Regions from separate parts of the Homo sapiens genome. Here region 2 is linked to region 1. A link is a loop called in an ENCODE intact Hi-C map of the cell type or tissue named here. Cell type or tissue: Calu3. All regions are shown on one strand. Region 1 overlaps PKD1L3 (polycystin 1 like 3, transient receptor potential channel interacting). Region 2 overlaps AP1G1 (adaptor related protein complex 1 subunit gamma 1).

Evidence for each region. Hi-C counts contacts between places; a loop is a spot of excess contacts. Peaks named below come from ENCODE experiments on the same cell type or tissue, not always from the same donor. Only the 100,000 strongest peaks of a DNase experiment are listed, where the experiment ranks them.
Region 2: a loop joins it to region 1, with 2.1 times the contacts of the local background. A loop is called at or near these places in 10 of 110 quality-filtered maps.

What each region holds. Positions count from the first base shown.
Region 1 is chr16:71,957,439-71,965,438 of GRCh38, forward strand. PKD1L3 (polycystin 1 like 3, transient receptor potential channel interacting) reads right to left here. Exons shown (of 30, transcript NM_181536.2): 16 at 5,767-5,913. Among named protein-coding and RNA genes, the nearest start is that of PKD1L3, 39 kb to the right of the region's middle. In Calu3, a CTCF peak has its summit at 4,176 (motif pointing left); a DNase peak (open chromatin) is centred at 4,163.
Region 2 is chr16:71,766,830-71,774,829 of GRCh38, forward strand. It overlaps AP1G1 (adaptor related protein complex 1 subunit gamma 1), which reads right to left. Exons shown (of 23, transcript NM_001128.6): 3 at 7,639-7,763; 4 at 6,392-6,533; 5 at 4,327-4,423; 6 at 2,794-2,870. Among named protein-coding and RNA genes, the nearest start is that of SNORD71, 12 kb to the left of the region's middle. In Calu3, no CTCF peak of the experiment used is centred here; a DNase peak (open chromatin) is centred at 4,208.

The sequences.
Region 1 (8,000 bases):
CCTAATCCAACTGTATTCTGTCTACAAGAGACATAATTTAGATATGAAGACACAAATGAATTGAAATTAAAAGGATGGGCCAGTAGTGGTAGCTCACACCTGTAATCCCAGCACTTTGGGAGGAGAAGGTGGGAGGATCATTTGAGGTCAGGAGTTCGAGACCAGCCTGGCCAACATGGTGAAACCCCATCTCTAAAAAAATACAAAAATTAGCAAGGCATGGTGGCACATGCCTGTATTTCTAGCTACTCGGGAGGCTAAGGCAGGACAATTGCTTGAACCCAGGAGGTTGCAGTGAGCCAAGATCAAGCCACTGGACTAAAAAGATGGAAGAAGGTATTCCATGTAAACAGCAATCAAAAAAGGGCTGGAGTGGCTATACTCATATAGGACAAAATATACTTCAAGACAAGAATTATTACTAGAGCCAAAGACATTTTATTAAAGGGTCAATTAAGAAGATAAATTCATCTGTGCTGTCTTCTTACAAGCCAAGTGGAAGTGTTGCTAGCCAGCCATATAGCTGTCACAATGTTTCTGCTTAGGAACTGCTCCACAGGCAGAAGACAATGTATTAAAATCTTCAAAGTGTTAAGGGAAAAATAACAAAAAATTTCTATCCACTTAAATAGCTAACTATGAGTCAAGAGTAAAGATGGACACACACGGCCGGGCGCGGTGGCTCACGCCTGTAATCCCAGCACTTTGGGAGGCCGAGGCGGGCGGATCACGAGGTCAGGAGATCGAGACCATCCCGGCTAAAACGGTGAAACCCCGTCTCTACTAAAAATACAAAAAATTAGCTGGGCGTAGTGGCGGGCGCCTGTAGTCCCAGCTACTTGGGAGGCTGAGGCAGGAGAATGGCTTGAACCCGGGAGGCGGAGCTTGCAGTGAGCCGAGATCCCGCCACTGCACTCCAGCCTGGGCGACAGAGCGAGACTCCGTCTCAAAAAAAAAAAAAAAAGATGGACACACACACACTTCTCATTAGAACTATTAAAAGAGCTACTTCAACAAGGAGAAAAAAGCCCAGAGTAATGATAAGAAATACAGAAAACTGGCTGGACGTGGTAGCTCATGCCTGTAATCCCAGCATTTTGGGAGGCCGAGGTGAGTGGATCACCCTGAGGTCAGGAGTTTGAGACCAGCCTGGCCAACATGGTGAAACCCCATCTCTACTAAAAATAGAAAAATTAGCCAGGCGTGGTGGTGGGCGCCTGTAATCCCAGCTACTCAGGAGGCTGAGGCAGGAGAATCACTTGAATCCAGGAGGCGGAGGTTGCAGTGAGCCGAGATCATGTCACTGCACTCCAGCCTAGGCGATAGAGCAAGACTCTATCTCAAAAAAAAAAAAAAAAAAAAAAAAAGTCGGGCACGGTGGCTCACACCTGTAATCTTAGCACTTTGGGAGGGTGAGGCAGGTGGACTGCTTGAGCGCAGGAGTTTGAGACCAGCCTGGGCAACAGAGTGAAACGCCGTCTCTAATAAAATACAAAAAATTAGCCAGGCATGGCAGCGTGTGCCTGTAATCCCAGCTACTCCGGAGGCTGAGAAAGAATTGCTTGAACGTGGGAGGCAGAGGTTATAGTAAGCTGAGATTGCACCACTGCACTCCAGCCTGGATGACAGAGCAAGACTCCCGTCTCAAAAAAAAAAAAAAAAAAAAGACACTAAAAGAATACAGAAAACTAGGCTGGGCACGGTGGCCCTCACCTGTAATCTCAGCACTTTGGGAGGCCAAGGTGGGTGGATCACCTGAGGTCAGGAGTTTGAGACCAGCCCGACCAACATGGAGAAACCTGTCTCTACTAAAAATACAAAATTAGTCGGGCATGGTGGCGCATGTCTGTAATCCCAGCTGCTCAGGAGGCTGAGGCAGGAGAATCACTTGAACCTGGGAGGTGGAGGTTGTGGTGAGCTGAGATCGTGCCATTGTACTCCAGCCTGGGCAACAAGAGCAAAAATCCGTCTCAAAAACCAACCAACTAAACAAACAAACAAAAAACAAAGAATACAGAAAACTAGAATAAACAGAGAAATTGATATTAATTATTTAATTAACTGTGAAATATGAAAGGAAAAACCTTTTTTGTGCATCTAAAAACAAAATGGTAAAACCATAACACTAGAGAGTAATTTAAAACATGGGAATTGGGAGAGAGGTTACTCAAGAACGGTTAAAGCATTGCTAATTCTTTGTCATGTTCAGGCAGAAGAAACGTTATTCTTAGAAAATTAATATGGAGAAAAAGTGTGTTAAAAATTAAAAGTAACCAATAAAAAGAATTAGAAGAGGAAGAAGAGGAACAGAAGCAGGAAGTGGAAAAACAAGAGGAGAAAGAGGAAAAAATACAATGTATAGTTTCTAAACCAGCAAAGATTAAAAATACAAGAAGTGGTCAGGCATGGTGGCTCACACCTGTAATCCTAGCACTTTGGGAGACCAAGACATGCAGATCACTTGAACCCAGGAGTTCAAGAACTAGCTTGGGCAACATGGTGAGACCCTGTTTCTACAAAAATAGTTTTAAAATTAGCCAGGCATGGTGGCACACACCTGTAGTCCCAGCTACTCAGGAAGCTGAGGTGGGAGGATCACCTGAGGCTGGCGAGGTTGAGGCTACAGTGAGCTGTGATCCATGTCACAGCACTCCAGCTGGGGTGACAGAGCAAGACCCCATCTGAAAGAAACAACCAACCAACCAACAAACCAAGAGGCAGAGAACCTTAAAAAAAAAAAACCAAAAAAAACTACAAAACCTGTCAATTTGACAATGTGGAAAGTAGATAAAGGAAAGAGAATGGATTATAACAAATAATGCAAAATAATATGGTAAATTAAGTCCAAATGGATTGGTAATCATGGTTAATGTAAACATATTAAACTCATGTATTAAAAGAGATTATTAGATCTGGTTTTTTAAACATCCAGTTATATGTTGCTTGCAAGACATAACTCTAAGCAAAACCATAAAAAGGGCTGAAAGTAAAAAGATAAGAACAAACAATAGAAATAATATCAGTATGTCAACTTTCTTTAGTTAATATAAAATGGAATTTAAGATACAAAGTGTCAACAGGATCAAAGGGAGACCTATATAATAAAAAAAAAAGTATCCAGAAGAAATAACATACACTTAAATGCTCCTAATAAACATCCAATAGACATATAAAATATGTCTATACGGTAAAAACTTACATAACTGAAGGAGAATTAAACTCACAGTCTTTCCTCTATTGGAAACACAGAGATTAAACAGATAAAAAATCACATTTCTGCAACAAAAATGAGTATGTTTGAATAAATATGTCTATATATGTTTTAAAAATACTAGAACTTTGGATGCAATGGTATATGCCTGTAATCCTAGCTACTCGGGAAGCTGAGGTGGGAGGACTGCTTGAGCCTAGGTGTTTGGGACCAGCTTGGCAAACACAGTGAGACCCTATCTCAAAAATCAAAACAAAACAAACCTAGAACTGTATCAGGTCTAGGGAGGGGAAATAGTATTCGCTACCCCTTAAGTTTTGGTGAAGGAGAGAAAATTTCTACCAGTTTATTCCTATACACAAGCAACACACAATTTAAAACATATATTTTTGGTTTGTTTTTTAGAGACAGGATCTCATTTTTTTTTTCCCACTTCTTGCTGAGAGTCCATGATTTTTAGTTTCAAGACTTATTTGTTTTCTCTGTTTTGTTTTGAGATGGAGTCTTCACTCCTTCGCACAGGCTGGAGTGCAGTGGCGTGATCTCAGCTCACTGCAGCCTTGACCTCCCGGGTTCAACTTCCCTGCCTCAGCCTCCCCAGTAGCTGGGACTACAGGCGTGCACCACTGCGCATGGCTAACTTTTGTATTTTTGGTAGAGAAGGGGTTTTACCATGTTGGCCAGGCTGGTCTCGAACTCCTGACTTCAGGTGATCTGCCCACCTCAGCCTCCCAAAATGTTGGGATTACAGGAGTGAGACACCGTACCTTGGCCCTTCTCCTTGAATCTGATTTTCAAAGTTAGGACATAAAAGGCTAAAGCCCCTACTTAGTTCTGTTGAACTGCCCATTCTGGAGGGAGACAGCCACCCCTGTGAAAAATGCCACTCTCTTGAGGTTGCCACGCAGAAGCCATACATAGGTGCTTTGTTGACAGCCACAGATGAGCTCTCAGTTGACAGCCAGCGCCCCCTGCTGACCTTGTGAGCGAATCATTTTTGGAAATCTAACACAGAGGAGCTTACAGATGAGTAACAGACCCAGCCAGGATGAAAGATCCCAAGGGAAAACTCCCCAGCCATGGCCTCACTGAATTTCTGACCCACAAAACCAGGAGAAAAGTAACATGGTTGTTTTAATCCACTCAGTTTTGGGAGTAATTTCTTATATGCCGCAATTGTAATTGGAGCAGATCTTAACAAAGAAATACACATTTCTTGTTTGTTCTGGGAGTCAAGTACCAGAAGAAACAGTTCCATGTTTTTTTGCCTTTAGGCATTTTAATGTAAGGACGTGGTGTTTGGTTGATAGAGCCACTGAGGCTGGAGCACAGTGGCTGTATCTCGGCTCACTGCAACTTCCGCTTCCTGGGTTCAAGCCACTCTTCTGATTCAGCCTTCCAAGTAGCTGGGACTACAGTCTCATGCTACCAAGTCTGGCTAATTTTTGTACTTTGGTAGAGATGGGGTTTTGCTATGTTGGCCAGGCTGGTCTCAAACTCCTGGCCTCAAGTGATTTGTCCACCTCGGCCTCCCAAAGTGCTGGGATTACAGGTGTGAGCCACCATGCCCGGCTAGGACATGGTGTGTGGGCCTCTTGCAATCATCTTGTTCCCATGAGGAAAAAGCCGAGAGCCGTAATATTGAACCAGAAAGCTGAAGGTAAGAAGGAGGTCAGATAGCAGAGGTATATTCTCCTAGGAATATTCTCATCTTTAGCATTCAGGAGACATAGAAAGATACATGGATACCTAGAAAGATACAGAAGTTGATACGTATATTATACCGTTCTCCTGGTCTGTGAATTCACCAGTACATTGCTTTAATTATTTTGGTTTACTAACATCTTTGCATTTTTTGAGATGGAGTTTCGCTCCGTTGCCCAGGCTGGAGTGCAGTGGCAATCTTGGCTCACTGCAACCTCTGCCTCCCAGGTTCAAGCAGTTCTCCTACCTTAGCCTCCCGAGTAGCTGGGATCACAGGTGTGCACCACCACGCCTGGCTAATTTTTGTATTTTTAGTAGGTCTTGCTATGTTGGCTAGGCTGGTCTTGAACTCCTGACCTCAAGTGATCTGCCTGCCTCAGCCTCCCAAAGTGCAGGGATTGCAAACATGAGTCACGGTGCCTGGCCAGTTTACTAGTGTCTTTGAAAGTCAGTTGAAGGCTACAGCCCTCTAATACTTTCCTTTATTTTTATATTTTGTTCTCATAAATATTTGTATCATCGAAGTAGTGGTATCCTTTTTATATTCCATTGATCTGAGTGATTCTTTTATTCCTAGATATCTTAGTAAATTTATAAATGATTCTCTAGGTAAACAGTTTCAGAAAATAAGGGCAATATTTATAATTTTTATACTTCGAATCTCTTTTTGTCTTCCTTCTGATTTTTAAGGTAATGGTTACACCAGTTACAACCACAACAGTAATGCTTATGTATGTTTGAAATAATACATTAATAAAATGTTAATTTGCATTAAAAACAATTCAATCGTGAACAATTCAATTAATAGTGAACATCAATATTCACTGTTAATAGTAATTTTCCAACAGTACCTAAAGGAAAAGAGCTCTCTCTTTGAAACTGGGATGAAGACCCGGTCAAGCTCACAGTCTCCGAGGTCCACAGCCAGCCAGCAATTGCACAGGAAATGCCACTTCCTCTTAACTGCCATGTCACAGACAATTACCTGGCTGACATACCTATAGTAAAATGAAGATAACCACATTAGGGAGATGGGCTTGAATCAGTTGTCTGTAGTAAGACGTAATCTCAGACCATTAGTAAACTGTCCAAGTAAATGAACTGTTTCATTGCAAGGCAAGAACTAAGGAAAGGAAAGAAAGTTGAGGCCAGACATGGTGATGCACACCTACAATCCCAGCACTGCGTGAGGCTGAGGCAGGTGGATTGCTTGAGCTCAGGCATTTGAGCACAGCTTGGGCAACGTCGCAAAATCCCAACTCTACAAAATATATAAAAATTAGCTGGGCGTGGTGGTGTGCACCTGTAGTCCTGAGCTACTTGAAAGGCTGAGGTGGAAGGATTGTTTGAGCCCGGGAGGTCAAGGCTGCAGTGAGTTGAAATTGCACCACTGCATTCTAGCTTGGGTGACAGAATGAGACTCTGTCAAAAAAAACAAAAAGAAAAGAGAGTAGATCTTATCTTTCCCTTCCCAACTTCTAAGGGAGTTCATGTACCAGACACCAGACTGCAAACCTTTCTCACCTATGAATAGATAAGTATGTATCTACACATTTTATAACCTTTCTCTGTCCCATATGTGACAGTGGCTTGCCACCTTTTCAAATATCCCATCTGCCTTTCATCATCAGGGGGCATAAATGGGTTGTAGTCTTTATCATTTACATTAATGACTTCTCACTCTACTTAGTCTCATCTCCGCTTCACAGGCCTCATCTCCACTTCACAGAGCCATAGGCCCTGAGAGCTCATCCTTTTCCCAACCAGTGTTTTATCACTAATTTCTCTGCTAACTTCAGCCGTTCACACCCCTGTCCTCTGGGACACCTGATTATTCAACCTGTTTGATTTCACCTCACAACTATTCGGCAAACCTCCTCCTTTACTGTAATGATGCTATTTTCCCCAAGGGTCTGTGTTTGTCATGAAACCACTTAAATTTCTCTCGTCAAAATCTTTTTTTTTTTTTTTTTTTTTTTTTTTTTTTTTTTTTTTTTTTTTTTGAGACAGAGTTTCACTCTCTTGCACAGGCTGGAGTGCAGTGGTGTGATCTTGGCTCACTGCAACCTCCACCTCCCAGGTTCAAGCAATTCTCCTGCCTCAGCCTCCCAAGTAGCTGGGACTACAGGAAGGAGCCACCACGCCCGGCTAGTTTTTGTATTTTTAGTAGAGATGGGGTTTCACTGTGTTATAGCCAGGATGGTCTCGATCTCCTGACCTCGTGATCTGCCCGCCCTGGCCTCCCAAAGTGCTGGGATCACAGGCATGAGACACCATGCCTGGCCAATTCAATGTATTTTGACAAACGTTTATACACCAGCACCATCAAAATATCACCCCCAAAAGCTCCCTATCCCTCCTTCCAGTCACCTCCTGCCCCCTCATTCCTGGCCTTAGGAGAACAATGATCTGCTGTCCTCTGTCTTTATAGAATAGTTAGCCTTTTATGGAATTTTATGTGTGTGGAATCATATGCTCTCTCTCTATATATATGTATTTTTTTTTTTTTTTGAGGCAGGATCTTGCTCTGTTGCCCAGGCTGGAGTGCAGCGGTGCGATCTTGGCTCACTGCAACCTCCACCTCTTGGGCTCAAGTGATTCTCCCGCCTCAGCCCCCCAAGTAGCTGGGAGTACAGGCATGAGCCATCACGCCCAGCTAATTTTTGTATTTTTTTGTAGAGACAGAATTTCACCATGTTGCCCAGGCTGGTCTCAAACTCCTGACCTCAAGTGATCTAACCACCTTGGCCCCCCAAAGTGCTGAGATTAGAGGTGTGAGCCACTGTGTCTGGCCTATACATTCTTTATGTACAGCTTCTTTCACTAAGCATAATTTAAAAAAATTCATCCACGTAGTCATATGTAACAATCGTTTCCTTTTCGTTGAGTAGTATTACATTGAATCAATACACTAACATTTGTTTATTCATTCAATAGACATTTGTGATGTTTTCTGTTTTGGGCTACTAATAAAGCTGCTATGAATATATGTGTACAGGTCTTGCAGTGGACACATGTTTTTGTTTATCTTGGGTAAATACCTATGAGTGTGATTTCTGGGTCACATGGTCAGTGTATGTTTAAC
Region 2 (8,000 bases), 190 kb before region 1:
GGAATTAAGTAACTTATAAGTCACCTAAACAAAAGTCTACTTTGGACAACTCCAAATAAGACAAATCTAAGCCATGGAGATCTGTAAATTCATTAAATCTGTCAACTATGGGCAAAGTTATATTAGAGATAATAATATACCTTTTAAAACCACTTTAAATCAATATTTTTGTAATAAAATGAAGACCAAGTAGTTACCAACCTTATCTTACATACTTCCCAATGGTCTGTTTTTTTTGTACTAGATATAACCCTAGTTATTTTTTATCTGGTTTATTTCTTGGAAAAGTCATTTTTCCTTGGGCTACTAAATTCAGAAATTGTTTTATCCACTGCCAAAAAGGCCAGCACATCACATAACATTACCCTGGGACACAGAGCACAAATGACTAAATGTTCAGCATACAATTCTTGGAACCCAGTTTCATTTTTCAGACAAAAATGCAAGTTATTAAAACTGATGACAAGACAAACAAAATAAGATGACACAGGGAAAGGCTGCAGCCATGAAAATCAGTTGGTGCCCACTACTCTACCTCAAAATCCTTTTAATATTCCAAAACTTCTATGTAAGATTAAGTACAGGTAAGAGAGAAATAAAATCTCTAAGTGTGAACTGAAAGCTCAGCAGTACATACGGAGCTTTTTAAAGTATGAGGTTACCCACATGCGGTTCTAAAATATCTACTTCAAAAAGCAGCAGCATTTTGTGTCAAAGCTCCAGACTAATCTGGAATTGCCATCACCAAAGCCACTGGGAAACTGCTCAAAGTTTCTCAAGTAAAGATAAAGAAAAGGCAGAGAAGAAGGCTTACAACTCAGGAAAGGCTGCAACTGAAATCCAAGGCTGACTTTGGAGTCAGGAGTTTAAGTGACAAAACAAAAACTAGACTAGGAAGTTAGCCAAAGATGGTAGAACAATAACTCACAGTATTAAGCACAGCTTCAGCATTAGTATATTTTAAAAGCCACATTTGTGGATCGATACACAAAAGCTACTAAGGACCTAATGCCAGCATGCACCATCTAAAAGAGGGTTAATTCTTACCTTTTCATTCTAACATACAGCAGGATTCCAAACAGACAACAGGAACAAAACATACAAAGCAAGCATTAGGGACAGATACGGGTCTCATACTATATTACAATAATTTAATCAAGACATGAACATCTAAGGGAAAAAAAGCCAAAAAAGAACTCCTGTTAGAGCCTTACTAGATCTAAAGTACAAAGTGAGTTCTATTTATGGAATGACCAGCATCCTATAAAAGAAGTTCAATGCATGTAACTACCCAAAGAACAGTCTTCTTCTGAGTCTAAAATTAAGTGGAGAAACAGAAATGTCCAGTTTAAAATACTAGTTTAAAAAAAAAAAAAAAAAAAAAAAGGCCGGGCGCGGTAGCTCACGCCTGTAATCCCAGCACTTGAGGAGGCTGAGGCGGGTGGATCACCTGAGGTCAAGAGTTCGAACCAGCCTGGCTAACATGGTGAAACCCCATCTCTACTAAAAATACAAAACAAAATTAGCCGGGCATGGTGGCAGGCGCCTGTAGTCCCAGCTACTCAGGAGGCTGAGGGAGGAGAATCACTTGAACCCAGGAGGTGGAGGTTGCAGTGAGCCAAGATTGCACCACTGCACCTCAGCCTGGGCGACAGAGCCAGACTCCGCCACAAAAAAAAAAAAAGAGAGAAGGGAGTACTTAAGAGAACTAAGACTTCCATCACAGGAGTCAATGTCCTAAAACGAACAGTAGAGTAAAAGTAATAAAAAAATTTTTAGTTTTAACCTTAAAAAAATAGAAAAGAGCTGGGCGCGGTGGCTCACGCCTGTAATCACAGCACTTTGGGAGGCTGAGGCGGGTGGATCACGAGGTCAGGAGATCAAGACCATCCTGGCTAACACAGTGAAACCCTGACTCTACTAAAAATACAAAAAATTAGCCAGGCGTGGTGCCAGGCACCTGCAGTCCCAGCTACTTGGGAGGCTGAGGCAGCAGGAGAATGGCATGAACCCGGGAGGCGGAACTTGCAGCGAGCCAAGATCGCGCCACTGCACTCCAGCATGGGCGACAGAGCAAGACTCTGTCTCAAAAAAAAAAAAAAAAAAAAAAAGAAAAGAAAAGAAATTCCTGCCTTTAAAAAAAAAATACAAAAAAAAAAAAAAAAAAAACAGGCCAGGAGCAGTGGCTCACACCTGTAATCCCAGCACTTTGGGAGGCTGAGGCGGGCTGATCACCTGAGGTCAGGAGTTCAAGACCAGCTTGGCCAACATGGTGAAACCCCGACTCTCCTAAAAATACAAAAATTAGATGGGCATGGTGGCGCGCACCTGTAATCCCAGCTACAAGGAAGGCTGAGGCAGGAGAATCACTTGAACCCAGGAGGAGGAGGTTGCAGTGAGCTGAGATCACGCCATTGCACTCCAGCCTGGGCAAAAAGAGCAAAACTACATCTCAAAAAAAAAAACAACACACACAAAACTCCTATTTCTAATTTGACCTCAGATCATGTTTCTTGACTCAAATGTGAAAACAGTAGATAAAACACATGAGATTGGTGTGTCTGCCAACAATGAGAGAAGACTTCTATTATGAAAGGGAAAACACAATACTAGTGCCAGTTCTCACTTATATGCCTAAATCTGGCTTCCAGGCCAATTGCATAGCAGGGCTAGTTAAATCCCTTATTCAGATCCATAGCTTGCTTTCAAAAAAAAATAAGAAGAAAATCATGTACTTTTCAGGAAAATCATTTTTCAATCAAGAAAGGCTTAGGCATACAGAATGGCACCTACCTTTCTGAAATGCGCAAGCATGTCTGGGCTTCGCTCACACATTTCTGTGAGGAGGACTACAGATGTGTGGAGGACACCTGAAAGAAAAGATCAAAGGAAAACTAAAAATGAGGCCTATTATTCAATTTTATAGAACAGGACTTTGAGTTCCTGAAGGTCAATTCCAAAAGGATAGTTGCTACTTTTGCTTTTTAATCCCCCAAAGCATCTAAGCATTGAAGTGAATACAAAGGAAGAACTTAATAGATGCCTGATTTAAAACTGGCCAAGTTGGTAAAATCGGAATGTTTTCAACAATTATGTGATCAAAATAATTATGAAAAAGTGACGACCAATACATATGTCTCTCCATCTGAGAATATCCATAAAAACACACAATGCAAGCTAGGTATGATCTGTTCTATACTTAATCAGTAAGCTATTATCTGAGTACTAACAGATAATTCAAGAGGCAAAAATCTTAGTAAGATTTTACATTTCCAGATAAAACGCATCAAAACTCTGAGAAAACTTTGGATGACAAAGTAAATTTAACTGCTCCAGAGTCAGTAAAAACAATCTCACAATGCTTTTCACTAAATAATAAATACGTGCTCCAAATAATTCAGTTGTTCAACAAGTATATTTTGAGCATTCTGGGCACAGCACTGAATTTGTCAAATTAAATATACCATACAATTTTTCCTCTTAGCATTTAAGCCACATGAATTTTCTTTATTCAGAACTTATTTCACTGACTTCAAATAAAAATAAAATGTTTGAGAAAAGAACAGTCACATTCCATTTAATTCCTCTGTTTTATACAAAGATTCTGAGTACCTAATACAAGCTTCTGTCAGAAATAACCCAAAAGAATTCTCACAATTTTTGAGTCTGGCAGGGTCTGGCTCTGTAGCCCAGGCTATAGTGCAGTGGTACAATCTTGGCTCATTGCAACTTCTGCCTCCCAGGTACAAGCCATCCTCCCACTTCAGCCTCCTGAGTGGCTGGGACCACAGGCATGTGCCATCACACCCAGCTAATTCTGGTATTTTTTACAGAGATGGGTTCTGACTTTGTTGCCCAGGCTGGTCCTGAGCTCAAATGATCTGCCCACCTTGGCCTCCCAAAGTGCTGGGATTACAGGCATGAGCTACCACGCCCAGCCGCACAAATCTTATACTCCTACCACATGATAATGGAATTTTTTCTTTTATTGTAAAATAGGCAAGAAATCAAAGGATTTTACACATGAAAATTATGGGTAGGCTCATTTGTATATTACACTAAATATTAACAACTTAATATTTTTAATAAAGTAAAAGAGGACCAGAGATGAAAGATAAGTTTACTATGAAGGAATCAATCTCTTAATATAAAACTAGGATATGTGAGTGGAAAGACTTGTCAGACCAGACCTTCCTGGAAAAGTGTCTAAGGCACAGCAGAAACGCGACTCCACTGTTCTGAGAGACACAGGACTAACATAGCCTTAAGCCTTTTCTCTTTCCCTTTCTCCCTCAATACTTCATGAATACATCCAAATTACATTACCATGGTTCTTCTCATTCAATAAATTTTTTGTTGCTGGTAAAAACATCTCCATAAGTTCAGGAACTTTCCTGATGACATGAACAGCACACAGTGCTGCCTATGAAAAAAAAAATAAAAGAACAAAAGGTTTATTTCAATTATGCCAGGGCAACCAATCTTATTAAAAAACCACCAACACAAAAATCTCACCAACTAGTTCATCTACTAGAAAAATAAAGAAGGAAGAGGTTAGATATTAGATTTATGGCTCGACACAGTGATAGCCCACTCCTATAATCCAGCACTTTGGGAGCCCCAAGGCAGGAGAATCACTTGAGCCCAGGAGTTTGAGAACAGCCTGGGCAACACAGTAAGAACCTGCCTCTATTTAAAAAAAATTAAGAGGAGAGAAAATTATTTATTAACTGGTTGGGGAGTTCCAGTTTATACTATTATATTAAAGAGATCTTCTAGTTCACCTCTCCCTTTGTTCATATATTGCTAGACAAGTAGGCAAAAACTTTCTACATTAGACTATGTATGGTTAATATGAATTTATCAAAAAGTTAAACATAATTTATGTGGAGTTTTAAGGAAGTAAAAATAGATAACAATCTCAATCTGTGATAATCATACCTCTGAGTAAGATGACTAACAGCCTATAAAAACATCACACAACTGAAAGATATATACTGTAAATGCTATAAATCTACTGTTATGTTTAATAGTATCTATGTGGCCCTCAAATGACTCTACTGACATCAAGAAAATCATTTGAAAAATACTTAGTCTCTACTAAAGAAAAGATGGTTTTACTAGCTTGTTCACTGGAAAATAAAAGTACATTTAAACACTGATTTTTGTATATCCCCCAAAGTAACTATAACTACTATATGTTTGAGTCAAATACCATAAAAGTTTAGATATATTAACAAAAAAAATTTCTGCTAATTCCATCCATGTTATATTTGGGAGGAAAAAATATCTTTTTTTCTTTTCTTTTCTTTTTTTTTTGAGACGGAGTCTCGCTCAGTCGCCCAGGCTAGAGTACAATGGCGCAATGTCGGCTCACTGCAAGCTCCGCCTCCTGGGTTCACATCATTCTCCTGCCTCAGCCTCCAGGTGAGGGACTACAGGCGCCCGCCACCACGCCCGGCTAATTTTTTTTGTATTTTTAGTAGAGACGGGGTTTCACCATGTTAGCCAGGATGGTCTTGATCTCCTGACCTTGTGATCCACCCATCTTGGCCTCCCAAAGTGCTGGGATTACAGGCATGAGCCACCATGCCCAGCCTATCTTTTTTTTCTAACCTGCAGGAATGTTTCATTTTAATATGACAATGAGCTTTCTGAACAAGAGTAGCTCACATATTCTTTAAGAAAAAGGACCAGCTTACAAATTAAGAAAATAATTTAACTTTGTTTGCAGCCATCATTAACTGCATATCATCCTGGGAAATGGCTTGGCCTTTTCAATGCCTCTTTCCCAAACCATTAATAGAGAGGCACAGTAAATGCCAAACAGATCACAGTTTATGTTCATTTCTTGGACTTCTAAATTCCATACACTTCATTTTCAAAGGTTGTAGGGTTCAAGCAATTTTTAAAAACTCAATAAAATGCTTATATCAACAAATAAAATCAGATAGAAGAATAATTCTCTTCTATTACTAATCCATTCAGAAAGTGGGTTCTACATCATTCCCTAATAATTATCTAGGTCCCAATAGAACTGCCCTTCCAGAGACACAAAGGCACTAATACAAAGATATGGGTATTAATTATTAGGACAAAAGTAAATTCATAAAAATCTGTTCATAATCACCTTGCTGTAATACTGTTTAGAATCAGATAACTTAGGAATTTGGTATGCCACCTAGGATATATCCAGTAACATTTGTTTGTTTATAAATCATTTCCTTAAGAAAAGAGGAATTAAGGTTAATATATAATCATGTAAAACAGATTTACTACACAGAAAAAATGACTTTACATTATCATCAGATCTTTCAAAAATGAGTAATCTGCCTTCTCATCTCCATAATACTCCCTAATCCAAACAGACATTTGGTTCATTAAAAGTTACCTTTTTTCTTAAGTAAGAGTTGGAGGTTTTCAGGAGCTTCTCTACCTCTCCTGCAAGATCTCTGCACATCTCTGAGGAGCCCATGCAGCCGAGGGTACAAAGTGCTAACCCCTGTACGAATTGCGTGCTATGATTAAGATCACTGCAAAAGAAAAGAGGAAGGTAGGAACAAGCCTGGTGCTCCCCAAGAAGCAGCTTCACAATTTCAAACTAGTTCAGGATGACTCAAGATTTCTCCAATAACAAAAACAATAGGATTATTTGTTGCAGAAAATGTTTATCCCAACTTTATTACAAATTATCAATATAGTAAACAGACTGACAGTCCCTCCTATAGGCTTACAAGCCAATGTTTCCAGGTACCAAAGCAGTGGAAGTTGAAAAACATGTTATCTACTGGATGTCAGACACACACTTTAGAAAACTCAGCAAACTTGGCAGCAGGGTAGGGGTGGTTCACACCTGTAATCCTAGCACTTTCAGAGGCCGAGGCAAGTGGATCACCTGAAGTCAAGAGTTCGAGACCAGCCTGGCCAACATGGTGAAACCTCATCTCCACTAAAACTGTAAAAATTGGCCGAGCGTGGTGGCGGGCGCCTATAATCCCAGCTACTTGGGAGGCTGAGTAGCTACCCAGGTTCAAGTGATTCTTCTGCCTCAGCCTCTCAAGTAGCTGGGACTACAGGCGCACGCCACCACGTCCCATTAATTTTTGTATTTTGTATTTTTAGTAGAAACGGGGTTTCACCACATTGGCCAGGCTGGTCTTGAACTCCTGACCTCGTGATCTGAGATCACGCCACTGCAGTCCAGCCTGGGCAACAGAGCGAGACTCCGTCTCAAAAAGAAAAAAAAAAAAAAACCAGAACAAAGTAGGCCAGGCACAGTGGCTCAAGCCTGTAACCCTAGTACTTTGGGAAGCCGAGGTGCATGGATAATCTGAGGTCAGGAGTTCGAGACCAGCCTGGCCAACATGGTGAAACCCCGTCTCTACTAAAAATACAAAAATTAGCCAGGCGTGGTGGCAGGTGCCTATAATCCCAGCTACGCAGGAGGCTGAGGCAGGAGAATCACTTCAACCAGACTGGCAGTTGGGGGAGGACGGTGGCAGCGGAGGAGGATGCAGTGAGTCAAGATCACGCCACTTCACTCCAGCCTGGGCAAAAGAGCAAGACTCCGTCTCAAAGAAAATACAAAAAAGAACAAAGTAGTTAACAGTTGTTAGAAGAAAGAAAAGTAAGACTTACTTCTTGATACAGTTGGTCATGAGAAGATGGACATCTTGTCTTTCATCTAACAGCAGCATTGCCCCTAAATAGCCAATGCGTTTGTCTGTAAATTTTTGAGAGGCAATAAGCTTGAGGCACTCCAACTGCAAAAAAAGAAAAAAAAAAAGAAGGAAATTAAAACTTGCTACCACAATCTAGAAAAGCAGTGTTTTTAACCCAGAGTCCCCAGCTGGCTAAAGTAAAGTACAAATGTGTTTCATCAAACTACCTAAATCTTTTCTTTTTTTTGAGACGGGGTTTCGCTCTGGTTGGCCAGGCTGGAGTGCAATGGTGTGATCTCGGCTCACTGCAACCTCTGCCTCCCAGGTTCAAGCCATTCT